2 separate regions of the Mus musculus genome follow, and region 2 is linked to region 1. The links are chromatin loops, found by intact Hi-C in ENCODE. Cell type or tissue: left cerebral cortex. All regions are shown on one strand. Each heading gives the region's core, and the rest is flanking DNA. Links, peaks and the distances in the headings are about the cores only. Region 1 has its middle 110 kb from the start of Gm22140. Region 2 overlaps Gm3985 (predicted gene 3985).

What was found. A loop is a pair of places that touch in the nucleus more often than their neighbours do. Peaks named below come from ENCODE experiments on the same cell type or tissue, not always from the same donor. Only the 100,000 strongest peaks of a DNase experiment are listed, where the experiment ranks them.
Region 2: it touches region 1 in a loop (8-fold over the local background); 5 of 42 quality-filtered maps call a loop at or near these places.

What each region holds. Positions count from the first base shown.
Region 1 is chr8:32,290,726-32,295,123 of GRCm38, reverse strand. It overlaps a transcript of Nrg1 not described here. Among named protein-coding and RNA genes, the nearest start is that of Gm22140, 110 kb to the right of the region's middle. In left cerebral cortex, for the core only: no CTCF peak of the experiment used is centred there; DNase peaks (open chromatin) are centred at 1,851 and 2,215; H3K4me3 peaks cover 1,604 bases; H3K27ac peaks cover 1,742 bases.
Region 2 is chr8:32,928,753-32,933,150 of GRCm38, reverse strand. Gm3985 (predicted gene 3985) reads left to right here. Exons shown (of 4, transcript NM_001177589.1): 3 at 3,101-3,182. Among named protein-coding and RNA genes, the nearest start is that of Gm3985, 19 kb to the left of the region's middle. In left cerebral cortex, for the core only: CTCF peaks have their summits at 1,941 and 2,509 (motif pointing right); a DNase peak (open chromatin) is centred at 1,931.

The sequences.
Region 1 (4,398 bases), core at 191-4,190:
CTCTCAATGTTCAAAGTCATTATCCAGAATCAAAAATCAAACCTGGGAAACAAACACTTCATGTCAGGAAGAATTATATATATATATTCTTCTATTCCTTGTGCTGATGGTGTTATGGTGTTAGACTATAACTTATTAAGCACTTGCCAGTGTGGGTGAATCAATGGGCAGCTTTGCTTCTTCAATAACAAGAAGCATGATTTTCAAGCACTCACTGAAATGTGGGTGATATCACAGAAATCACGGTCCCTTGGAATGATTACGAGCATTCTTGTCATGGCACAGAAATTTACCGGAGTTAATCCTTCGCCACAAACCTTGAGTCTCATCACACAGGTCAGAAAGTGCCACCCATGGGAATAATGCCATTCTCATGTATCTCCTCCCTCACTTTCATGGAATGACTTTTATGCAACTTTAGCTCAGTGAAAGTGAAGAGAAGATGTGCACCTAGGTTTCAAAACTAAAGGGAATCCCCCTGCCCCCCTCCCAATGAACAAAAGCAGTTCCAAGTCTGTGGAAACATACCACCAAGAATTCAGACCCCTTTGCCCAAATGCTATCATTTCACTCCTGTCTTCTCCCTTCAGCTTCATACTGCCCAGTTTGCTGTCCCTAGGCTTGCTAAAAATCCACTAGGAAACTGCTGTTTTATTTTACAGTTTCCCTGTTCATGCACACTTGAGTGTGCACAGAAGCCCTTTAACTTTGGGCCAAAACACTGTGAAATACTTGATCTGTTTCATTTGAGAGAATTATAGTGTAATTCTCTCCCCTGACCCCCTCCTTTACCAAGAAACAAGTGCGCAAGATGCTGTTTCGACAGTGTGGTTATTGTGGCTTATTGGAATTACATCTGGTTTGTGTTCAGTTCAGGGAAGAAATCCTATGCAGTTGTTTTATTCAAGTCGCTTCGGGGAGTGAATGGGTACCTCTGAGAGCGTGTTTGTTTCATGCTTTACTAACATCAACATGCCTGAAATTCTCTTATCCTAGGCACCCTTTTCCTCTCACTTCAGTCACTTCAGATAAGACTCACCACCCTAGATCTCCTTTGTTGTGAATGTGGAGTGAGATGTCCTAAGTTACCAGGAATAAGAGTGAAGGCAAAGTTTAACCTTGGAAAATACTGTCAAGGGCAATTCTGGAAGAAAAGCAAAAAGGGAATTCCTTTCTCTCAGTTTTAAAATGTGGTGGAGGAGAGGGTCCTGTTCTTCCTGGCACTGGTTCACTCACCAAGGAGCTGGAAATGGTTGGCACCTGATATTTTTCTTGAATTTATTTAAGCTCACAGTGGTACAAGCTGCTTACTGACCCTCGAGGTAGCAATCACTATTTTAAAATGTGTCTTATTCTTGCTACAAGGACTAAGCTTGCATGGAGGCTGCAGCCCAGGAGTCTTAAAATGCAAATGAGGGAAACCCCAGGTTAGAATGCTTCTGCACGCGCAGACAGGTTTTCAATCCCGTTACCTTAGCAACATGTGCCCTTGTGTTCCTTGAATCACCTTGACAGTCTGGTGAGGAGGGGCCGGTGAATTAGAAAGAAAACTGGGGAGTATGGAAGTTTAAGATTGGTTGGGATCCTTCTGACTCGGTTCTTACTGTAAAAATAGAAAGTCCCCTTTCCAGAAATAAAAGAACTCGGGAAGAAATAAGCCCACTGGTTGAAAGGCATGGAGGTGAAAATATCAGAACTAGCCGGACCTCAGTGAGCAGAGATATTCCAAAAATATCCTCCCCACCAGCCGCGCTGCAGATGTGTGGCTCTGGCTCCTTGAGGCTAGCCATCTGCTGCAGTGTTTCCCTGGAAACCCCAGCAACGCCCCTCCCGGCGCTCCTCCCGCGCCAGCCCTGCGCCGCTAAGGAGTGGCGGTGATGTCACTGCTGCTAGCTAGGAGGGAATCCCGAGATCCACGTCCCTCGGGTGGAGCCAATCATGGTGGGCTCTGCTGCTGGGAACCTGAGGCTTTTGACAAGATTGAAATTACCAAGGCAACATGCCATTCATCACAGTCCACAAAACACGGCTTGGAACAGATTCTAAAATCGTGGTTTTTTTGTTATCGTTGTTTTTTTCTTTCTTTTTCTTTTTCTTTTTCTTTTCCTTTTCCTTTTTTTTCCCCTCTCTTTTGCTTCTTTTGCTTCTTTTGCTTCTTTGTAAACGGAGCCCGGCCCACAGAGGCAGCTCGGCAGGCAAACCACCTACACCTACGGAGTTTTAACCTTCTCTCTGTGGATACATGAGAAAAAGACACGAAATGATTTTTTTAACCTCTTTTAAAAATAAAGGTAAAGAAATCTCTCTTATCTATACGCTGTGGCTGTGCTGTTGCCTCTGCAGAAAACTAGAATGAGAATTCCGAATGAGTTGTAGTTACACGCGGACCTAAGGCTGTGAGATGCTTAGAGGGTGTGTGTTCTGTCAACCCCCATAGACACTGATGCAGAGCGGTGTAACAGTAAAAGGGCCTGCTTCCTTTAATGATTGGTAGGCAGGATTAACTTTTGAGAAGCATGGAAAAAAGGGACAAAGAGCTGCCTTTGGAAAATCATGCTGCTCTGGGTATGTTTTAGCTCACATTCTCAGAATCTTAGCAGGAATTAAGTAAACCCAAAAGAAAGAAAAACAAGCCTCAGTAACGTTGGGTTGGGGCAAATAAGTACACCGGGGTCTGCTCTTGCGATTGTGCCTCATTCACAGGTTGTAGACAGTCACAGCGTTTGTGGTCAGGATGTTTCTAGGCAGCATGTCACAGTAAAACCAGTGGATATTTAGGGAATACATTTATTTCATCTTGTTTTCGCTCCTACAAAGGAGAGTTGTAGTTGTAGACTGTATATCAGGTAGTAGTGATGTACTGAACATACTCTTGTGCTCTTGGCATTTAGAAACAAATTATTAGTCTTTGTCGGCATTCTTAGGGAAAGCCACATTATATTTTTAGTGGCCTAAAAGCTAAAATCAAACATACACTTTAATTTGTTCTCTTCCTGTGGTTAGTGTTTTATTTATATGTAAAGGTTTGTATTCTCACATTTGTGATTCTCTCTCCCTTCTGTCATCCAGATCTTTATTACCAAAATACATTTGCCCTTTCCCCCTAATCTTTATGCATTTTTTTCACAATTAAGCAGTGTACCTTGGAACACACACACACACACCCCTATCTCCCAGGCCACAAGGAAGAAAATGTGCATATGAATGTATATCTTTTCTGTAATCAATATGCATGAGTTTTCACAGAAGATTTGCTGGAATTTTTCATCAATTCTTTACCTGACTCCAATATGCTCACTTAAAACTATGTTTTAAAAAAAATCAGATTTAAAAAACATAAGCTAATGGATACAAAAGCAGTGTGTCCTGGAGTCTTTAACTCTGTCTCCTGAGTTACTTCATTTCTCTTCTACCTCTAGGATAAGAGTTTTGCCAGGAATCAGGGTTTATAACAGTCTACATAACTGGTTAATTTTCCTTTATGTTCTTGGCTTAATGTATAAATGAAATAGCTAACTCTTGGAGAGATAGAGAAAACCTGACCCACTCTAAATTCTCTCTGTGCCCTGTCCCCCACCATACCCAGGGCCAGTCCACTTTTCCAGAGCTGTGAGCCCAACCTCTGTCTTTTCAAGCCTTTCACTGTACCATATGATAGGGAAGTTCTCTTCTCTTCTCTCCCTCCTTCTCAGCCATCACACTTGGCTTAGATATTTTCAGGTCCCCTGAAAACAGATTTTCACTTGCCACGATTAAATAATGGTATTTTAAGGAACCCACCTGGTCAAACAAAGAGGAGATAGACAAAAGAAAAAAAAAAGAAAAAAAAAGAAAAAGAAAAGGAAGAAAAGAAAAGAAAAGAAAAGAAAAGAAAAGAAAAGAAAAGAAAAGAAAAGAAAAGAAAAGAAAAGAAAAGAAAAGAAAAAAAGGTTTCAGAGACTGATCCCTGAGTCTGGCTCATTATAGATTCTATTTCCATTTGCTGGTGACAGGCTCGGCAAATAAGCAGTGTTGCTGACCAGAGAACAGCCTGTCTGTGAGGCATTCAGTCACAGAGAAAAGCAATGGCCTTCTCTCACAGACGCCATGTTTTGGAAATAGAAAGCCGTCTTGCTATTTGTCCTTCTTTACTTCAAATATCATATAGATAAGAGAAACAGGGTCAGATACTGTATTCGTTTTGCAAAAGAAATCATATTAAAGTAACTCGAGAATAACTAAGTAATACCTGGGGCTTGCAGAAAGAGTACTACAATTTCTGATTACTTGGACAGATATTTTTTAAGGGTTTAAATAAATAATTTCCCCTAAGATGATAGACAACTTAGTCTAACTAAAAAATGGCTAGTGTGTTATTTCTTAATGGCATAAAGCAAACCTGGACTTCTCTCGACTGTT
Region 2 (4,398 bases), core at 248-4,247, 640 kb before region 1:
TAAACATCATCTTCTCCTTTTGGTTGTTGCTCTGCGATCCTTTAGACACAAAACAAAAATATCAAAAGAAGCCCAAGTGAGAAATTGATTGTGTCTCTTAATAAAATGGCAAACACATCTGTCAAATTCCTAAAGAACTGTAAATGGCTTATACTGGTGATGTTTAAATCTCAGACGTAATTACATTAAAGTAACTTTGTTTCCAGGGGCGTGTGAATAATTAAAAAGCACCTGCTGATCTCTGATAGTGAAAGAAATGTGTCTTAATAACACACAAGCACAAGAAACTGGGAAAAGGAGGAGCTTAGAGCTTAGGTAGGAAGATCATTTTAGAGTTACGGATTTCTGGATTTTCACATTTCCAGCTTATCATTGGGCTTGTACCAAAGCATGCTAGCTATTAGTCACACATGGATGACATTAGGAAGGAATCAGCTGTGCCGTTATGTGCTCTATGTAGATCCATGACAAATATTTCCCTCCTTTCCCCTTGATCTGTCTGTCCAGTTTCCACAGGGGAGACATGAACTCCAGTTGACTCTGAATCGCCTGTGGAATTGTGGTGAGGGCCGGGATGGATAAATGAAATTCACAGATAATCTTAAAGACAATTTCGCTTTCACCCTCCCCTCCCCATACCTTCAAATCATTTCAGAGACACTGATACAGAAAAATGTACCAAGCAAGCTTCCTCATGCTGCTTTCCTCATGGAGGCTGATGATCTAACCAGAAGTCTCAAGAAAATGTAGGTATAAGGATGGGGGTGGTAGTCGAGTCACTGGCTTGAATTCCTCAACATTAGGTTAACATGGTGTCTTAGTCAGGGTTTCTATTCCTGCACAAACATCATGACCAAGAAGCAAGCTATGGAGGAAATGGTTTATTCAGCTTATACTTCCACAGTGCTATTCATCACCAAAGGAAGTCAGGACTGGAACTCAAGCAGGTCAGGAAGCAGGAGCTGATGCAGAGACCATGGAAGGATGTTACTTACTGGTTTGCTTTCCTTGGCTTGCTCAGCATGTTTTCTTATAGAACCTAAGACCACCAGCCCAGGGATGGCACCACCCACAAGCCCCCCCCCCCTGATCACTAATTGAGAAAATGCCTTATGGCTGGATCTCATGGAGGCATCTCCCCAACTGAAGCTCCATTCTCTGTGATAACTCCAGCTTGTGTCAAGTTGACACACAAAATCAACCAGTATGCATGGCAATGCTTTTTTTTTTTTCCCTTGATGACCTGCTGCTCCCTCTGCCCCAGCATCTACTAGCTATAACCTGTTCTCTGGTGAGCCTAAAACTTGTACATGTTGAGAACTTCCCAGAGTGAGCAGAGACTAAGGGCCCAGCTGAGCATGAACATGGCTTTAGCAAAGGCAGCATGTATTTGGTTGTTGATCGGCTTATCAATAGTCCTAACTATTTTTTGGCCCAGAGGGTGTGTTTCCCAATACTTTCTGTGGTCCAGCTGAGACTTTGGGTAGGGGATGGCTCTGTCTTGTTTCACCCCCGAGCTGAAGATGAGATACAACCAAATACTTGCTATCTAGCCACACACAACTTTGATAAGACAAGTGATCATCTCTCATTTTGGGATGTAATTGTGACAAGAATATATCTTCTAGTTTCTAAGCAATGATCAGTTATTTTGGTCGATAACTAAAAATAAATTGCTTTTAAAAAAAATCTGATGAAATTCCAGCTGGAAACCAGCTGGCAAGTTGTTTTCGAAAGTGGGGCTATCCTGTGAATAGGTGCCATTTTCTTCCTTATGAAAAATAAACGGATGGCTAAAACCTAGAATCCCTGCTTATTCATTTTTCAAAAAAAGTTTATAAGTGAGTTTGTTCTGCTTTCTTTTTATCATAAAAATGTCATTCCAATTTCTTTGGCTTCGGGGGTGAAAGTCTGAAGCATCTAAGATTTTAATCTTCAATATCTAAACACCAGGAGGTGCTGTAAGATAACATTAACAAACAGCTCCAACCCAGGGTTACAGATTCCAGTTACATAAAGATTGGTGGCAAATTTTCTATGGGCCTTGGGTGTTCAGATTTGAATACATAAATTGTATTTGAATATATGGGTTGCAGACCATCTCGGTCTGAAGAACTACTGGCAAGAGAGGAGGGTGGTTATGTCAAGAATTTTGGGACGTTAGAAAGCTTTGCAGAGACTCCTAGCTCCAAGCTTACAATCAGACACAGCTGAAAGACAGCAGAGACTGTATTCTTTTTGCTTGTGTGACCATTTAAAAAGCAAAGAGAAAGTCAGGCGACGTTGCAAAGTGAGAGTCCAGAGCAGGTACGTTGCTTTCACCTGAGTGACAATTTGTTCTTTCAAAGCTATTAAGAGTCAAAAGACCTTTTCAGGTGTATAATTAGAGGAAATTTGTGTTTTTATGGCTCTTTAAACAAAAAGATTACTTCTATATTTATGTATGAATTTATGTGTCTATGTGTATGGGTCTGTGCACATCAGTGCAGCACCCATAGAGACCAGAAGGTGGCGCCAGATCCCCTAGAGCTAGACTTAGAGGCAGTGAAGTGCTTGGCCTAGGTGCTTGAATCTAGGCACTAATCCTCTGTGAGGACATCATGCACTCTTAACCTGCTGACCCATCTCTGCAGATGCTTGATTTTTGTTTTCAAGTGAACAAATAGCATCTGACCCTAGATAGAAGCATTCCAGTAAGTGATTTTTTTTTTAATTTTTGAAACCAACTATTGAGATTTAAACAAAGTTAACCAACATGTGATATAAACTCTGCTTTGTTTGGAAAATGTAATGTTACTATCACCTCTGACCTCAAATGGAACTTCCTGCTCCTTTTCGGGTAGTATAATATACCAAGCCTCATTTGAATCTTGCATTTATCTGTTTTTAATTAACAAAAGTGTTTTTTGATAATATTATATCATTATGTTACATTGTATTATATTATACAAGTGCATAATGTGTTTTGAGTGTCTTACAGGCTAACATCTTTTAAGCCCTTCCCTCCCCTGCCAATCCCTACAGATCCATTTCCCATGTTTATGTGTCTCTGTTTTGTTTTCTGCTCCACTAAGTTCAACCTGGGTTGTGTGATTGACAGTGTATGAGCCGACCAGTAGAACCTGGAAGAAAATGCATTCTTCTCTAGAATCCACAAGCAGCCAACAGTTCAGCAGGGATGGGTAAGACCTTCTTCCTCCATCTAGGACAGGCTATTGGCGGGTCCAGTCTTGGACAGATCTGTACAGATTGTTAAGTTCCTGGTTGCAGGATTTCTGTTATACCCAGAAGGCCATGTTTTCCAAGCCCTTCTTCCTGTCTTCCTGCTCTGACACTCTTTTGTGACCAACTTTTCTTCATTTGGTTAACATACTTTGAGAGGCCTATGTGTTGGATTCATTCCTTTTCAGTGAGGAGCGGTGCCGCATTTTTGGAAGGATTGAAGTTGATTATATGTTCACAACACGATGGTCATTGAGTTGGTTTCCGTTTGGGGGTGATCTATTTCAAGCTGCAGTAAAGACTTATGTGAGAACCCTTGCATGGTTTTTCCTCTTCTCCTAGGTATATATATGTGTGAGGAGTGATTGAAATATGGGCATATTTTTAACTTTAAAAAAATTGTAAATTCTTTTGGAATGGTTAGAAAATGTCAAATTTGTGCCATTATGGTAGGAAATTCTCAAGTTGTGCACCAATACTTGGGATAACTTTAATTTTGGCTATTCGTGTTCTTGAAAGCCACTATTATTTTTGACACCTTGGCTTGACAGCTATAAAGCTTTGGGGAAGTTTTTTTTAATTTATTTTTTTATTAGGTATTTTCCTCGTTTACATTTCCAATGCTATCCCAAAAGTCCCCCATACTCACCCCCCATCCCCTACCCTCCCACTCCCCCTTTTTGGCCCTGGCGTTCCCCTGTACTGGGGCATATAAAGTTTGTAAGTCCAAAGGGCCTCTCTTTCCAGTGATGGCTGATTAGGCCATCTTTTGATACATATGCAGCTAGAGACAAGAGCTCCGGGAAGTTTTAATTAAATTATTTTGCCAGTTTCTAATTGGGTAGGTTGTCTGTTGTCTTACTGAGCATTGGGTTTTTTATATATATAAAAATATAAATCCTTCATCGTGGACACATATATGTACCTGTATATGCTTTGATAATATTTTTTTTCTGTGCTTTTTCTTGCCTCATGCACTTTGACAAAGAACAAAAATTTTAGTTTTGATGTCTTATCATTCTTTTCCTTTTATGATTCATGTCTGGTTTATTGTGTTGTCTGGAAACCTTTGATCCAAGATCACAAAGGTTGCCTCTGAATTTACTTCTAGAAGTTTAAAAGTTTTAGGTTTTACGTTGGGCCTATGGGTGTTTTTGTTTGTTTGTTTTGTTTTTT